2 separate regions of the Mus musculus genome follow, and region 2 is linked to region 1. A link is a loop called in an ENCODE intact Hi-C map of the cell type or tissue named here. Cell type or tissue: heart. All regions are shown on one strand. Each heading gives the region's core, and the rest is flanking DNA. Links, peaks and the distances in the headings are about the cores only.

What was found. Peaks named below come from ENCODE experiments on the same cell type or tissue, not always from the same donor. Only the 100,000 strongest peaks of a DNase experiment are listed, where the experiment ranks them.
Region 2: a loop joins it to region 1, with 4 times the contacts of the local background. A loop is called at or near these places in 20 of 42 quality-filtered maps.

The regions. Positions count from the first base shown.
Region 1 is chr8:64,937,018-64,944,605 of GRCm38, reverse strand. It overlaps Gm32507 (a long non-coding RNA gene), which reads right to left and starts at 7,207. Exons shown (of 4, transcript XR_379050.2): 1 at 7,077-7,207; 2 at 6,526-6,651; 3 at 2,008-2,154; 4 at 1-785. In heart, for the core only: a CTCF peak has its summit at 2,989; no DNase peak of the experiment used is centred there; H3K27me3 peaks cover 754 bases.
Region 2 is chr8:64,730,337-64,737,924 of GRCm38, reverse strand. It overlaps Msmo1 (methylsterol monoxygenase 1), which reads left to right and starts at 4,347. Exons shown (of 6, transcript NM_025436.3): 1 at 4,347-4,417. In heart, for the core only: a CTCF peak has its summit at 4,205; a DNase peak (open chromatin) is centred at 4,204; H3K4me3 peaks cover 1,560 bases; H3K27ac peaks cover 1,517 bases.

The DNA.
Region 1 (7,588 bases), core at 1,698-4,197:
AGAGAAGTAAAATGAGAGCCGTGGTAAGGAACAGAACAAACAGGGCCTGTGTGTGCAGGTCGCTGAGAGGACGTGAAATAGGCCAGGAAGGCTGAGGACATCAGATTGGCAACCACCCTCTGATTGTCTGTGTATTTCCTGTCTGTCCTTCTGTCCGTCCTTCCTTCCTTCTTGCCACCTTTCCCTTTCCCTGTCTTGTCATCTCTTCTTAGGTTTTTCTTCTTTTTCAGCACAGACTGGCACGGAGCTCCGGCTGGCCTTGAACTTGTTGTGTAGTTGACAGGATGACCTTGAATTCCTGATATTTTTTGTTTCTGTTGCCCAAACACTGGGATTACAGCTCATCACATAATTCACTCTTACTTATATTCACTATTGTTACTGTGTGTGTGCACACTCACAGGCATGTGAATGTGTGCCTGTGTGCATGCTACACCGTGCATGGAGGGCACGGCTATTCCTCTTCTCCCACCGTGGGTTCCAGGGTTCAGACTCAGGTCATCAGCTGGCATGGCTCGAGCTTTGACTGGCTTGGCTATTGTGCCAGCCATGTCTTACAGTTTTAAGAACACCTTTTATTCTGAGCACATTTTCCTGTCTGTCTGCAGTCCATCCAAGGCTAACCAGTGCTGAGCAGAGAGCCTTAGAATAACCAAGCTCAACTTAAATTCGACTTCCAGCACTTTCCTTGTCTGTAAAGTGGACAGACGGACATTTATAAAGGCAGAGTAAGTGGTAGAAGCTTGCCTCACGAGCTGGAGGAAGAGTAGCTTCAATCTCCAACACTGAAAAAGAAATATCTTCCTTTGCATGAGACTGCTATGTTTGAGGACCTCATGAAATTCTGGCTTCCTTCCTGTCCCGTCCCCTCCCCTCCCCATCTCTCCACTGCTCTATATTATAAATTGCTGGGGTGGAGGGGCCAGGTGCACACAGTGCTCTTTGTGGGCCTCCAGCACTGCACTAAGTGCAATTAAGTATCTAATAAATGCCTTTTGATTAATTTCAGCATCATCCTAAGCAAGTGAAAATCACTCTGCCCAATCTCCCTGATTAGATGTTTCCCCTGGAAGAAGTTCAGATGGCATCGATGCTAAATTCAGCACCGGTGAATTTTAGCAAATGGCCTTATGAGGCTTCGGTTCATCTCTCCTCAGAGATGGGATGATCACCCTCACACCTGCCTCCCAGCCCCACCTCTATGCTTTTGGACATATTTATCTCTACACCTGGAATATGAGACCCTGCCTTTTGATCAGTGTATCATATACTTTTCTTGTTTTGGAGACAGAGTATCAGGAAGACTTAAGGAAGGAAGGTTTATTTTGCCTCATAGCTCATCTACATAGTCCATCCCGACAGGATCCTCACACAGCGGGAGCTCCAGGCAATCGCTCATCTCAAGAGGCAGGAAGCATGGGTGGGGGTGGAGGGTGAGGCTGGTGCTCACAGGGGATGTGGGGTGCAGCTGGTGCTCAGTTCCCAGGGGGTGGAGGATGTAGCTGGCGCTCAGCTCTTAGGGGAGGGATCTGGTGCTCAACTCTCAGACGATGAGAGTGCTCACCTTTAGAGGTGGTGCTGGGGGCTCAGTTCCAGGATCCCAGCCCATGGAATGGTGCTGCCCATATTTAGGGTGAGGGGAGTCTTCCTATTTCATCCTAATCTAAAAGTGCCCTCTACACCTCCCCAGAGGTTTGTTTCCATGGTGATCGTAAAGCCCATCAAATTGACACTCAAGACTAATCACCACAATCCTAGAGTTATGTAACCTAGAGCCAAAGGGGCTGAGAAGCTGAGGGCTCATGGGTGAGACTGCTGAGCGCCTGTGGCTTATCACTGCCCCCGCCCCACAGCAGACGGGCAGCAGATCGCTCAGGAGTAACCCTCATTTCTCTTTGTTCACCTGCCATTGCTCTTCTGCAAGAATCCAGTCTCTGCCGGGTGTTTGCTGATTCTGCAGATTTCCTGAAGGGCTGGGGAGGGGGGGGGGGAGTGCAGGGTCCTCACCTGTTTCCGCTGTGCCGCCACTGCCCTGCTTCTCTCCTCCGGATTTCTCTAATTGGCGAAAACCCCAAAGGAACATTTCTCCTTGTTTCCTGCATCCGTGTATAGCTCACATTTTGTTGTCTGCGCAGTTTCTCGACGCTGTAGCCCCTTCCCCAAATAGTTTATCAAAATATATTTGTTGTTTTACTTTTGTTGACACAGGGTCTCATGTAGGCCAGGTTGGACTCCAACTAAGTATGTGGCCAAGGATAGCATTGGCCTTCTGATCCTCCTGCCTCCACCTCACCAGTAAGTACTGGGACTGTAGGTGTGTGTCACCAACCCCCTCAGGCCCGCCCCACAAGTATTTCTTCCCTACAAAAGAAGAACTCTTTTCTTATCATATATTAATTGTATATAATAACGCTGCATTATGACATTTTTATGCACTAATGTACTGTGCTCTACCATACCCTCCCGTTAGCTCCCCCCCAACTTCTTATGTTCCCTTACTGTCCCCTCAACTTTTACTTTCATGGATGTGTGTGTGTGTGTGTGTGTACATGCCTGTGTGTATACGTTTCTGTTCTCTTTCCTCTTGTATTTAAAAAAAAAAAACATTATTTTTTATTTATTATGGTGGACGGGAGGGGTGAGGTGGAAGGGTCACGAGAGTATTACAGTGCACACGTGGAGATGAGAGGACAACCTCTAGAGTCCGTTATTTCCCTCCACTATTTGGGTTGCCAGATGGAACTCAGGCCATCTGCTCGGGACTAACTCCCAGGCTCTGTGAAGATACAATTTCTCCACCTCTTTACATCGCTCTCTACTGAGCGCTGCATCCCTACACCACACCAGTAGCTGCTTCCTAGATTCAAGCAATGGAGTCAGGGCAGGTCGTGATTTACACTGTGTGTTTTGGGGCACTGTGAATGATGTGGGAGATTAGAGGAGGTGACTGGCAACGTCGTAGACTTTAGTGGTGCAGTTCCTATGATCACCACTGAGTGGCGCTGTTCCCATGTTAGTCCGACAAAGATAACGCTGCTGTAGGCTATCAAATTTTCAGTTTCTGGCTAAGCCCTTACAATGATGGTCCTGATTCCTTTTAGTGGTATAGTTGAGAGGCTTTAAAAGTGACTTCTAAGAAAGCAAAGTGAGCTAGACTTTGAAAAGAACTTAGTGCCGCACTTGGTGATAGGACACTAATAGAGCCAAACGTCTAAAGACAGAATTCAATTAATTTTTCATCTTTTTGCTGGCGTGGAACTCACTATGCAGAGCAAGCTGGCCTCAAATTCGGATGATCCTTCTGCCAAGTGCTGGAATTGCAGCCTCACTACCATGCCCAAAGTTGTAATTTTAAAATGTAAGAGTTCCATGTGACAGAGTAATATATACTTAGAAACTGAGGCAGCTAGCGGCCAGTCGGGGTAATACAGTGAGATGGGCATCACGCTCCTTACATAAGGAGGAGACCCCTACTACCGGTGCCAATATCACCATGTTTAGGTCACCAAGGCCAGACTTTTGAGCCCCGCATTAGCAGTCACTGTAAGTCTTACAGTGAGGGGACAGACACAAGAAGCCAGGGTGAACAACCAAAATTAAGGAATATTTCAAACCTGTGGCTTTGAAAAACTACAGTGTAGATGACTTTGCTTTCCCTTTAATAAGACCAGGAAAAGAGAATTGATATTCATGGCATACATGCTAATATCAAGCGTTGATACAGTAATGGATATTACACTCAGCGAACAATGAAGGTTACTCCTGGGGGCTTCCTATGCAGAGAGATCTGCTCCCTGTCTGTGGCCAGAGCTCCAGCAAAATGTAAGCTCACGTGAGAACAACGTCCTAGGCTTTCCACCGCCTACGTGAAGGTGTGGTTTGACTGAGAATGCCCCATAGGCTCATATGTTTGATATCTAGACCAGCAGTTGGTGGAACTGTTAGGGAAGGATGGGGGTGTGGCCTTGTTGGAGGGGGTGTGTCACTGGGGCTGGCTTTGAGGTTTCGGAAGACTAGCACCATTCCCAGTGTGCTCTCTCTGTGCTTCCTGTTTGTGGATCTGGATGTGAGCTCTCAGGTTTCTCTCTCTCTCTCTCTCTCTCTCTCTCTCTCTCTCTCTCTCTCTCTCTCTGTGTGTGTGTGTGTGTGTGTGTGCGTGTGTGTAGGTCAGAGTACAACTTCCGCTACTATCATCAGAAACACTGTCCACCTCCCTTGACACAAGATCTGCCATTGCTTATGTATGCGAGTGGTTTTCTTCTCCAGGCACACTGTGTCCACAGAGACACCAGAAGAGATGCTTGAATCCCCGGGAACTGGAAACATGGCTGTTTGTGTACAACTATATAGATGTTGAGAACTAAACCCCAGCCTTCTGGAAAGCACGCTTAACCACTGATCTATCTCTCCAGCTATCTCTACTTTGCTTGTTTGAGACGGAAGCTCACTCTCCCAAGCTGGAAAAAAAACCTTTTTGTATGATGCACGCTTGCCTCTAACTTGTGTGGCTCCTCCGTCTGCAGCCTCCTAAGTGTTGGAATTACAGGTGTATACCATCAAACCAGGCAAAACAGAGCGAGCGAGCGAGCGAGCGAGAGAGAGAGAGAGAGAGAGAGAGAGAGAGAGAAATTCTCCCTACAGAGCCCTGGCTGTCCTGGAACTCACTGTACACACTGACCTTGAACCCACGGAGAGTTGCCTGCTGCCGCCTGAGCTCTGGGACTTTGGGCAAGCACCACTACACCCAGACACTTGCCATTTTATTGTATGCAGTGTACTTTGAACACAGGAAAGTGGGTGTTTCTGATGGAAGAAAAAGTTTTCATCTGAAATTTACTTTTTAAGACTTTTTAAATTTATGTGTATGTATACATGTGTATACATGCCTATGCCTTGTGTGTGCACAGGTGCCCACAGGGCAAAAGAGAGCATTTAGATGCCCTGGATCTGGAGTTATAGGCAGCTGTAAATTGCTCACTATGGACTGGGAGCTAAACTTGGCCCCTATGGAAGAGAAGAGGACATTCTCTTAGGCTCAGCAGAGCCTTCTTCTCAGCCCTTTCTGAAATTATTTTAAAATTGCAAGATTGAGACAACAGAATAAGGTTGCTACGTTGCCGAAGAGATGATTTTGCACATGCATTCTTTTTAAATTGTCTTCAATATTGCCTTTATAAAGAAATCTTAGATGACATTTTTATTAGATTTATTCATTTTATGTGTGAGTTGTTTGCCTGCACATGTGTGTGTGTTTGTGTGTGTGTGTATGTATATATATGTATATGCATGCACCATGTGTGTGCTTGGTACTCATGGATGTCAGAAAGGGCATTAGCTACCCTGGAGCTGGAGTCATCAGTAGTTGAATCACCCTGTGGGTACTGGGAATCAAACCCAGATCCTCTGAAAGTGCAGCAAGTACCCTGAACCTCTGACCAACTCCCAGCTCTACATAATTGACAATTTTAAGGCATGAATGGAAAGCAACAGAAAACAGGTTCACTTAAGGCTTTAAGTATTAGCCTCCCCCACCCCCATCTTTCTTCTCTTTTCTTTTTCTTTTTTTTTCTTTCTTTCTTTCCTTTTTTTTTTTCAGAAAAAAACAAAACAAAACAAAACAAAACAGGGTTTCTCTGTGTAGCCCTGGCTGTCCTGGCATTCACTCTGTAGACCAGACTGGCTTCGAACTCAGATATCTGCCTGCCTCTGCCTCCCAAGTGCTGGGATTAAAGGCGTGTGTCACCACTGCCTGGCCCATGGCAATCTTTCAACTGGATATACTCAAATAATTGCAAATTTTAGGGAGTTGCACAGTCTGCTCTAGGGGAAGAGATGCAGTGATTTTATATGTGAGCATCCCTACATAATAAACATGGAGGTATAGTATTGACGAACAGCCTCAAGCCTTCTTCAATCTGCTATAAGGCTAAGAAGGGAACCGGAGGCCTGGCTCAGCAGTTAAGAGCACTGGCTACTCTTACAGAGGACTTGGGTTTCATCCCCAGTGCCCACATAGCAGCTCACAAGCATCTGTAACTCCAATCCTAGGGATTCCAAACGTTCTCTGACCTTTGAGGACACCAGGCACACATACAGCACATGCATGCAGGCAAAAATATCCATATACATAAAATTTAAAAAAGAAATCCAAAAAATATCCATATACATAAAATAAAAAAAAAATAAATCCAGAAGTGGTTGTTGGGTCCCCTAGACCTGGATCCAGGAGCCAGTTGCAGGCAATTGCAATCTGCCCAATGTGGGTTCTGGGAGCCAAACTCCCATTCTCTGAACTGGCAGCAAACGCACTTAAGCAAGTTGTGAAGCTGGGCGTGGTGGCACACACCTTTGATCCCAGCACTCGGGAGACGGAGGCAGGCGGATTTCTGAGTTCGAGGCCAGCCTGGTCTACAAAGTGAGTTCCAGGACAGACAGGGCTACACAGAGAAACCCTGTCTCAAAAAAGAAGCAAGTTGTGCCTCCAGCCCCACCCTTAGCGTGCTAATGAGCTTCTCAAATACTTACCCCTCATAACTAGAGAACAGTGACAAGATGAATCGAAGCAAAGTTGTTTGAACTCCAGTATTATAAACACTCTCTCTTGCTTCATCTACTTATGAAATAACATTTAAGATTTTCTGTCATCTGTTTCTAAAAAAGGAAGGAAAGGGAAGTGATTTGCAAGTGTTTGAAATATGGTGTTTATATTTAGATTAGGATTGGATCTCACATTTCTGCAGTTTCTATGGTTTGAGGGGAAAGCTTTGGCTAGTTACTGTTGCTCCAACTGACAAAAAAAAAATTCAAGTTTCTACTACTTTTTAATATGTACACGTGTGCCTGAATGGGAATGTATATCACATACACACAGGAGCTCGGAGAGGTCAGAGGCCAGGTGCCCTACAACTGGAGCTACAGAAGATGGTGACTGCTTGCCGTGTGGGCACTGGTACTGAACACCAGTCCTCTGCAAGAGCACCAAGTGCGCGTCGCGTGTGAACCTTCTCCCCAGCCCCGTCCTTTCTACCCTTCTTTCCTGGGGATTCCTCCGCATCATCATCGGATAGAAAGCTTACCTTTGCTCCCTGGATCCTGACTTCACTGTAGCAGCGCTACAAGACCCGCTGCGGCGCCAGTGACGCCCTGTCTTCCGCAAACTTCCTTCTCCAAGACCTTTGCTCTAGCAGGAACATGAGCAACAGTCGCAATACTGGTGACTGGTCAGAGATGTGAATTCTGGGGCCCTGCTTCAGATCACTGGGGGTGGGGTTTTGTTGTGTTACAGTGTCTCACACAGCCACTGCTAGCTTTACACTCGCCACGTTGTTGAGACTGATTTGTTTTGTTTTGTTTTGTTTTGTTTTGTTTTGTTTTGTTTTGTTTTGTTTTTGAGACGGGGGTCTCTCTGTGTAGCCGTGACTCTCCTGGAACTCACTCTGTAGACCAGGCTGGCCTGGAACACAAAGATCTGCCTTCCTCTGCCTCTCACTTAGAGACATACAGCTCTCTCTTTTGGCCTGAGGTTGACTTTGAACTCCTACTCTTCCTGCAGATTCCGCCTTCAAGTGTGAGGTTACACCTGATCAGC
Region 2 (7,588 bases), core at 2,857-5,356, 210 kb after region 1:
TGATCTCTTACTGTGTAAGAAAGAGTTCAGAGGTTGAGGCAAAGAAGCTCATAGAAATTTTACTAAGAAAGCAACCTCCTCCCTGAAGTAAATGGTTCTCACGCCTTGGCAAAGGAACTTGGCTTCCCAACTGGCAGAGACCATTACTGAAAACCACGGCTGATCAAAATCCAGGAAGTAAGATTGTGTGGCACTTAGTCCCAAAAGATGCATCTACAGCTGGACTCCTGCAGCTGAGGTTCTGGGATCAGTGCAGAAGCGGGTGGAAAGATTGTGTGAGCATGAAGAACAGGGAGTTTGCTGTGAGATTATGTCTCTTAATGAGTCAGAGAAGACCCATAAAAGTCTCATTACCGTGGCTGCCTACACAAGACCTCACCAATAAAGGTGACACCAACAGACATGCTGACATGGCACAGGGAAAGCTTAGGAGGCCTCAACTTAAGACCAAGAACAATAGGCAACTAAGGAATGTGGAGATCAAGAGAAATAGTCTTCCTCAAAGAATCCCCACCAATTGGTTTATTCAGTGCCAGATGCTCATTGCTAAAGACATACATACTAACAACATTATGCAGACTTAGTGGGTTGTATTTTTATATTTATGAATATCTGACAACAGTCTCTTAAAAGGTTCTGAACTTGAGAGAACACAAGAGGGAGTATATGGGAGGGGCTGGAAGAAAGAACAAGAGGAGATGAGGTAATTTAAAATGTGTGTGTGTGTGTGTGTGTGTGTGTGTGTGTGTGTGTGTGTGTGTGTGTGTGTATAAAAGGAAGCAGTCTGGGCTTGAGTAAAGTCAAGGCCAGATCTGCATACTTGTTTCTCAAGGGAGCCGTGCTGCCTGCTTGTCTTGAATCTACTTGTTGGCTAAAAGCAGAGAGGTCTAAGGTTGAGGGCAGTAGTGGATATGCTACCAGACAACTTAGTTCTTTATGTCAGGCTCTGTTCCTTGGCTGTGTGTTGTGTAATACTGTACTACCTGATTATGTGCAAAGAACACCTTATTTCAATTTGCTCTTAAGCACTCGGTCTTCTACAGACTCCCATGGCTGCTGGTGCTTCATTTTGGAGCAAAGGTTAGATGGCTGAATAGAGGCATATTTTGGTATCGGGTTTCTTAAACTAAGCCTAGGATTCTCCACTGTATAAAGGAAAGGCTCCAGTGTGTTGAACCCACAGACACAGAAACCATGTCTGTGTCCTGTGCTATGTATGCCAGTTGTGAATTTTAAGAAATTTCTTAGGCTTTGACTCTCACTTTATTATGACAAAAATTAAGACAGTGGGTAGTGTTATGTCACAGAATTTCATAGGATTTGAAAAAAAAGTGCATGTTTTGTGCCTGGACCCCTAGGTAGGTTGCATTTTACTGTGTCCAGCCATGAACTTCCAAGATTTAGGAATAGTTCACAGAGATACATATGATTCTTCTGGGGTTTAATGCTGAGGCTGAGTCCATAACCAATGCTTCCTGTGAACTCTTTGACTTGTGGCTTGATCCTCAACGTCTCACACAAGCTAGGCAGGGGCTCTACCTCCCAGCCTACTGAGCTTGTTAAGTGTACATACTTGCTGAAGTGTCTACTGTTAAAAAAAAAATGGCTAACGTGCTCAATCTGCCCCCACAGTGTGTGACCAGCACTGTCACATCCACGGCCTCGGACAATAGGAGGCAGGGGATCTGGACCTGGGATAGCCAAGCAATGCAATCCTGAACCTGTTAGGTTAAGAGTTACAGCCTATCACCCTGGAACAGCCAATAACCAGGCTCACACTGGCCAGTAGAAAGAGTTGGGTTGGGGAGAGAAAGAATCCTGCTTATACTTAATAGCTGGAGGAAGAATCGCTTAGGGAGCACCCCACTTTCTCTATGAGACACAATTTATCTGACTCAGGCCTAACAACTGAGCTGCAACCTTAACCTCACAAGAGACACGTTCTTTTCCTTTGAGGTGACCTGCCTGCCTCCACACTTTATAAAGAATATGTGAGCTAAAGGCATGGAACACTTAGCCATGAGTACAAGGTACACTGGATTCCCCAGAAACACCCATCAATGGAACTTGTTCAGAAGATCAAGCCAGAATTGCAGGGAAGGGAAGACAGTTAGTTCCATGCAGAAAGGGGGGGGGGGGGGAGAATGACATCTTTCTATAGAAATTCTAGGATAGCTTGCACACAGTGTGCACTTCAATGAAAATGTATACTTTTCATGTAGATGGGAGCAGGGCTGGCCTCAATGATGCCCTTGTGCAATTTTTTATTAAATGATTGGCAGAGGTAGGTGGATCTCTGTTCAAGGCTGGCTAGAGTTACATAATGAGTCCCAGTCTCAAAAAAAAAAAAAATCATGTTAAATACCCCAGCTTGGCCTCATACTCAGAACAATCCTCCTGCTTCGGGGTGGGGGTTGGGGGTACGGTGGGGGAAGGTTATTCTTGTTTTGAGATAGGGCCTCCTCATGCAGCCTGATTGGCCTTGAACACGTTACGTAGACAAAGCTGACCTTGAATTCTGATCCTCCTGGTCCGATCTGCCAAGTGCCTGGGTTACACCACCACAGTGGATATGGTATTTTGTCGTTGTGGTTTTTCTGGGACACCTTCTTTAAGGAAAAGATTGGCTTCCTGTCACCACATTATCTCTAGATAGGCTTTCACAAGTGGTGTAAAAGGAGCCTAGAGCTGTAGTCTAAGCGCTCCTGTCTTTGGGCACTCACACTAGCGTTACACAGGCTTGGTTCTTAGCTCATCTGCTGGTTTAGGTCCAGGTCTTGACACCTAGGGAGCAGATAACTCCCTTGACTTAGAACCAATTTCTACCTGTGGAACTCAGCCCCCTAGAATGTTAAGCATAAACTCTACCCCTGAGCTGCCTTGCCAGGGCCTCAGCATACATGTGCCCCTCCCCCTAGCCTCTCTGAGCTTTGTTCTCAATCTGCAACACGGGAAATGCTGGCATCCCTCAGCTATTGCAGGATCTATATTGCACTAGTACCCTATGGTCCATGTGCAGAGATTTATTAAAAGATAGTTGCCAGGCTCAGTCAGCACAAGCCTGAGCGTATGAGGTTAACCCTCAGCAGCACAAAGCAGAAGGAAGCACAAACTCCCCTTGTGAACACACACTCACAGACAGACACTAAATGAGATAAAAAGAATAGAACTTTGAAAAAAGCTTCACTTATTAAAGTACGTGGGGGGCAAGATGGATGATCCAAGGCCTGAGGACTAGAGGTCAAGGCCGTCCTTAGGTTACGTATCCAGCTCAAAGGCCAGACTATAACTCGAGACCTGTCTTAAGGAAGATCGAAATCTAATACACAAAATTGTCCATTACATATAAATTGTCAGGTTACCTTAATATCATTTTCATATTTATGTCTCAAAAATATTATTAACATGAAAATTTAATTCCTAGTTTTATTAATCTGATTACAATAAATATTAGAAAGTGATTTTTTTAAAAACTCCAGGGTAGCCTAAAAAAAATCCAACTTACATCACTGATTTTGTTTTTATTATTTTATATTATTTGAAAATGTCATCCATCTATACAGTTTATCTTGACCATATTTTCCCCTCATTCCCCAACTATAACTCCCTCAAGCCCCATCATACCTATCTGTCTATCTCTCTGTCTCTCTAGCTTTCTGTGTCTCTGGCTCTGTGAGTGTAAGAAAAAGGATACATTAATAAATTTGAAGAATAAATTTAGTATGTAAAAATTAATTATTTATAATGGAATTCAAACTATTATAACTAAACTATATGATATGTGGACCAGTTTAAAGTGAAAATAAATGTAGTATTCATACTAGTATAAATAATAAGAAATAAGTGTCATTTTCAAAAAAAAAAGAAAGATCGAAATCCAGAATAAACTACAGGAAAGCAAGACCAAAAACTCAAATCAGTCTTTAAAACATATATACCACTTTTTTCCCCGGGTTCTGGATGAAGCCAAGCCAATGTGAGTAGCAAGATGCTACAACCCAGCGCACCCACAGCACTGGGCGCCTAGGAACCCACCGCTTGGTTGCCAAGGCGACGCCGGGTCCGCGCGGCTGCCCCGCCCCGTCACGCCGTCACGCGCTCGCGCGGCGCCCCGCCTCCAGCTGCGCTGCCGCGCGGACGACTGGCTGGCCGCGCGGGTCTCACTATTCTCACTCCATCCGCGCAGCCAATGACTGGCGCCGCTAGGGCTTCGTTGACTTGAGTCACACGCTGCCGGGCCTTAGCACGGACCAATCACTGCACGGCGAAGGCAGGGCGGGAGTGGGGCGGACCAATTACGACAGGCGAGCCGGGGCCCGGCCTCCGGGCCCTGCCCCTGAGCCGGCAGAGGTAGTGAGGAGGCCGCTGCACCTGCCAGGACTTGCGCTTAGACCGCTGTCTGTCGCGGGGACGCCAGGTAAGGCGCTCTCTAGCCTGATCCGGGTGGAGGGCGACTGAGACGGGGACCAGCAGGGTGGTGTCCGGCTGAGGCCGGTAAGGATGCGGTGGGAAGAACCTGGGTGGGCTGTGCGAGACTCCAGGCAAGGAGCCTAGGTTCTCAAGTGATGCAACTGGAATGACAACACTTCCTGCCCTTTAAAGAGTTTGCAATCACCTGGAGTCTGGTTCATTGACTTGAGTCTTAAAAACTTTTTACAAAAACACCATCACCAAGTGGGGGAGTAGGGTGTGTTCTGTGTTTGTGGATCTAGGAAGCTGTCCCAGAGGTATTGTAGGATGTGGCTCCATGTGAGAGAGGGGTGCATGGACGAGAGGTCTGGGCTTCACATTAGGAGAATTACCCGCGCTTGAACCATGAAGGTTTAAACTTATGTTTAAATGGATCCTGACCCTGTGCCTAAGGCTTCTCTAAGCTGCAGTGCCGAAAGAGGGGCTGGGATCGTCAGCCAGGAGTTAAGTTATCCTACGAATACATTTTTTTTTTCATCCTTTTTATTTTTTGAAATCCGAGGATCTAGTCTACCTGATTCAGATCGAATTTCCAGGCAAGCAGGCTGCTCAAAACTGAAAAGGCAGGATATTCATTTCAGCAAAGCCTGCTTTCCCCTCTCCTGTCTGATCACTTTATCTGACACTTTGTTTAAAACTACATGCCCTGTTTTCCTCTCCTCATTACGGAGCGTGAACTTGAGGTAACTGAACGCTGTCTCAGCATTGTGTGGAAGTTGGGAGACTTAGTCGAGGATGCCGAGTTAGAGACTAGAACAGCTCTTTTGGAGGTGATGAAGTTTCTCAAGTTAGGCATTAAAGCGTGTTTGCGATGGGCACCTGAGGCACTGTAGGATGCATTCAAGTTTGATCCAGGCCAGCAGCCTTTTGGGTAATCAGAATCTAAATCAGGATAAGAGTTACAGATGATGGGTATCAACCAGCATTCCATGAGACTAGGAAAAATGTCAAATGGAGAAATGTCAAATCTTGATGGTTGCTGAGTGTGTGGGCGAACACTGGTAATCTCAGCAGGGTATCAGGAGTTCAAGGTCGTCCTTAGTTTCATAGTTTTAAGCCCAACTTAAGACACAGATCTTGAGACACAGAGAGACAGGCAGAGAGAGAGAGAGAGAGAGAGAGAGAGAGAGAGAGAGAGAGAGAGAGAGAGAGAGAGAGAGAGGAGAGAGAGGAGAGAGAGAGAGAGACAGACAGACCTGGGGCACTTTGTGAAATTTTTTTTAAGAGTAAGTTGAGCATACGGATAGAAATAGAAAACGATGGGGAGTGAGAACATACCGCCAGTGTGAGCAGCCTTTTCAGGGGGCCTGGGTAAGCTGTACTCCTCCACTCCCCATCCGTGCAACTTTGTACTGTTATTCATTTATCCTAAGCCTCAGCTCATCATTTGAAAACCAAGGATCATAGAAGTTCCTCTATTTCACAGCGAGGCAAGGGTTTAGCTTAAAATGACAGCATATACTGGGTATGCAGAAGGTGCTCAATAATTGTTAGCTTATTTTAGATGCTGTGTGCCAGGTCTTATGTTCAGTGCTTAACATGATATTTATTGAGGTTTCCTGACAAATTATTATTATAGTATTATTATTAATATTATTGTCTTTTTTTTTTTTGAGACAGGGTTTCTCTGTATAGCCTTGGCTGTCCTGGAACTCACTCTGCCCCTGACTCCCAAGTGCTAGGTTTAAAGGCATTGCAGCACCACTGCCTGGTGGCAATTTTTTTTTTTTTAGTTTTATTTATAAGTTATATGATTACATTGTAGCTGTCTTCAGATACATCAGAAAAGGGCATCAGATCCCATTACAAATGGTTGTGAGCCACCATGTAGTTGCTAGGAATTGAACTCAGGACCTCTGGAAGAGCAGTCAGTGCTCTTAACTGCTGAGCCATCTCACCAGCCCCCTCTTGACAAATTATTATTGAGGAATTTTTTTTTTTTGATAAAACTATGGCTCAGAATTTTATCATTCCATAAGATCTGGGACGTGTAGCAAGGACGTCAGTGTTCATTTGGTCATTGTCAAATTTGGTATTGACCTCAGGAAAAATGGAGATTGGTACAATAGTCTTGTGTTTTGTAATTTTGTAGTAGAGGGTTGACAAAATCTTCGGGTGGGTGGGGATCTCAGTGGTAAGAAACCTGTGTGGGTGGAGGAGGGTGGGACTTTCAATCTGGACTTTCATTGTAAGAAGGGTAAGGTGGCTTAGAAGAGATGACAGGAGATAAGGAATTCTTGTCTGCCTCCTCCTCTCCCTTCCTTTCCCTCCCCTCCCTTCCTTTATTCTCCTCCCCCCCTCTTTTTCTAGACACTATCTCACTCAAGCCAAGTTGAAACTCACCAAGATTTGAATGTGATTTTATTTTATAAAAAATTTTAATTAAAAATTGCCTATTTTATGTATACCAAGTGTTTTGCCTACATCTCTGTTCGTGGAAGCTTGGTACCCTTGGTGTGAGAAGAAGGCATCAGATCCCTTGGAACTGGAGTTCTGTATGGTGTGTGCAACCATGTGGGTGCTGGGAACTGAATCTAGGCCCTCTGCAGCAAGAGCAACAAGTGCTCCTCACTGCTGACCCAGTCTCCAGTCCCATGCAGGTATTTTTAGAATGAAGAAAGTGGGCTTCCTGCGAACATGAAGGACACGAAATGAAAAAGGATAAAGGAGAGCCATGTCCTTGGTAAGATACACACTTAGGAAGTAGAGAGGCAGAGGCAGGTGGATCTCTGGGAGTTCAAGGTTAGCCTGTTCCACTGACTTGAGTTCCAGGACAGCCGAGGCTACACAGAGAAGCCCTGTCTAGAAAAGCAAAACAACACAGCACAGCACAAAGCAAAGCCAAAAGAACAGAGAAGACTTATTGAGAAGAATGAGGACAGATTGTGAGGCCAGCAGGTGTGGGAGGATAACGGATGGGTAGGAGTGAGTTGGGGGTCTGAGAGAAGGTGATTTACCTTCCTAGCATCTGTCACATAGATCAGTTGTAGAAGTGGTAGCGCATTCTAAAAGTGCCTGTTGTTGACTCTTCTAAGGCTATACAAACACTATTCTTTTTTGAGATTATATATCCTGTATCCTGGGCTGGCGTTGAACTTGATAAGGTATAACCAAGAAT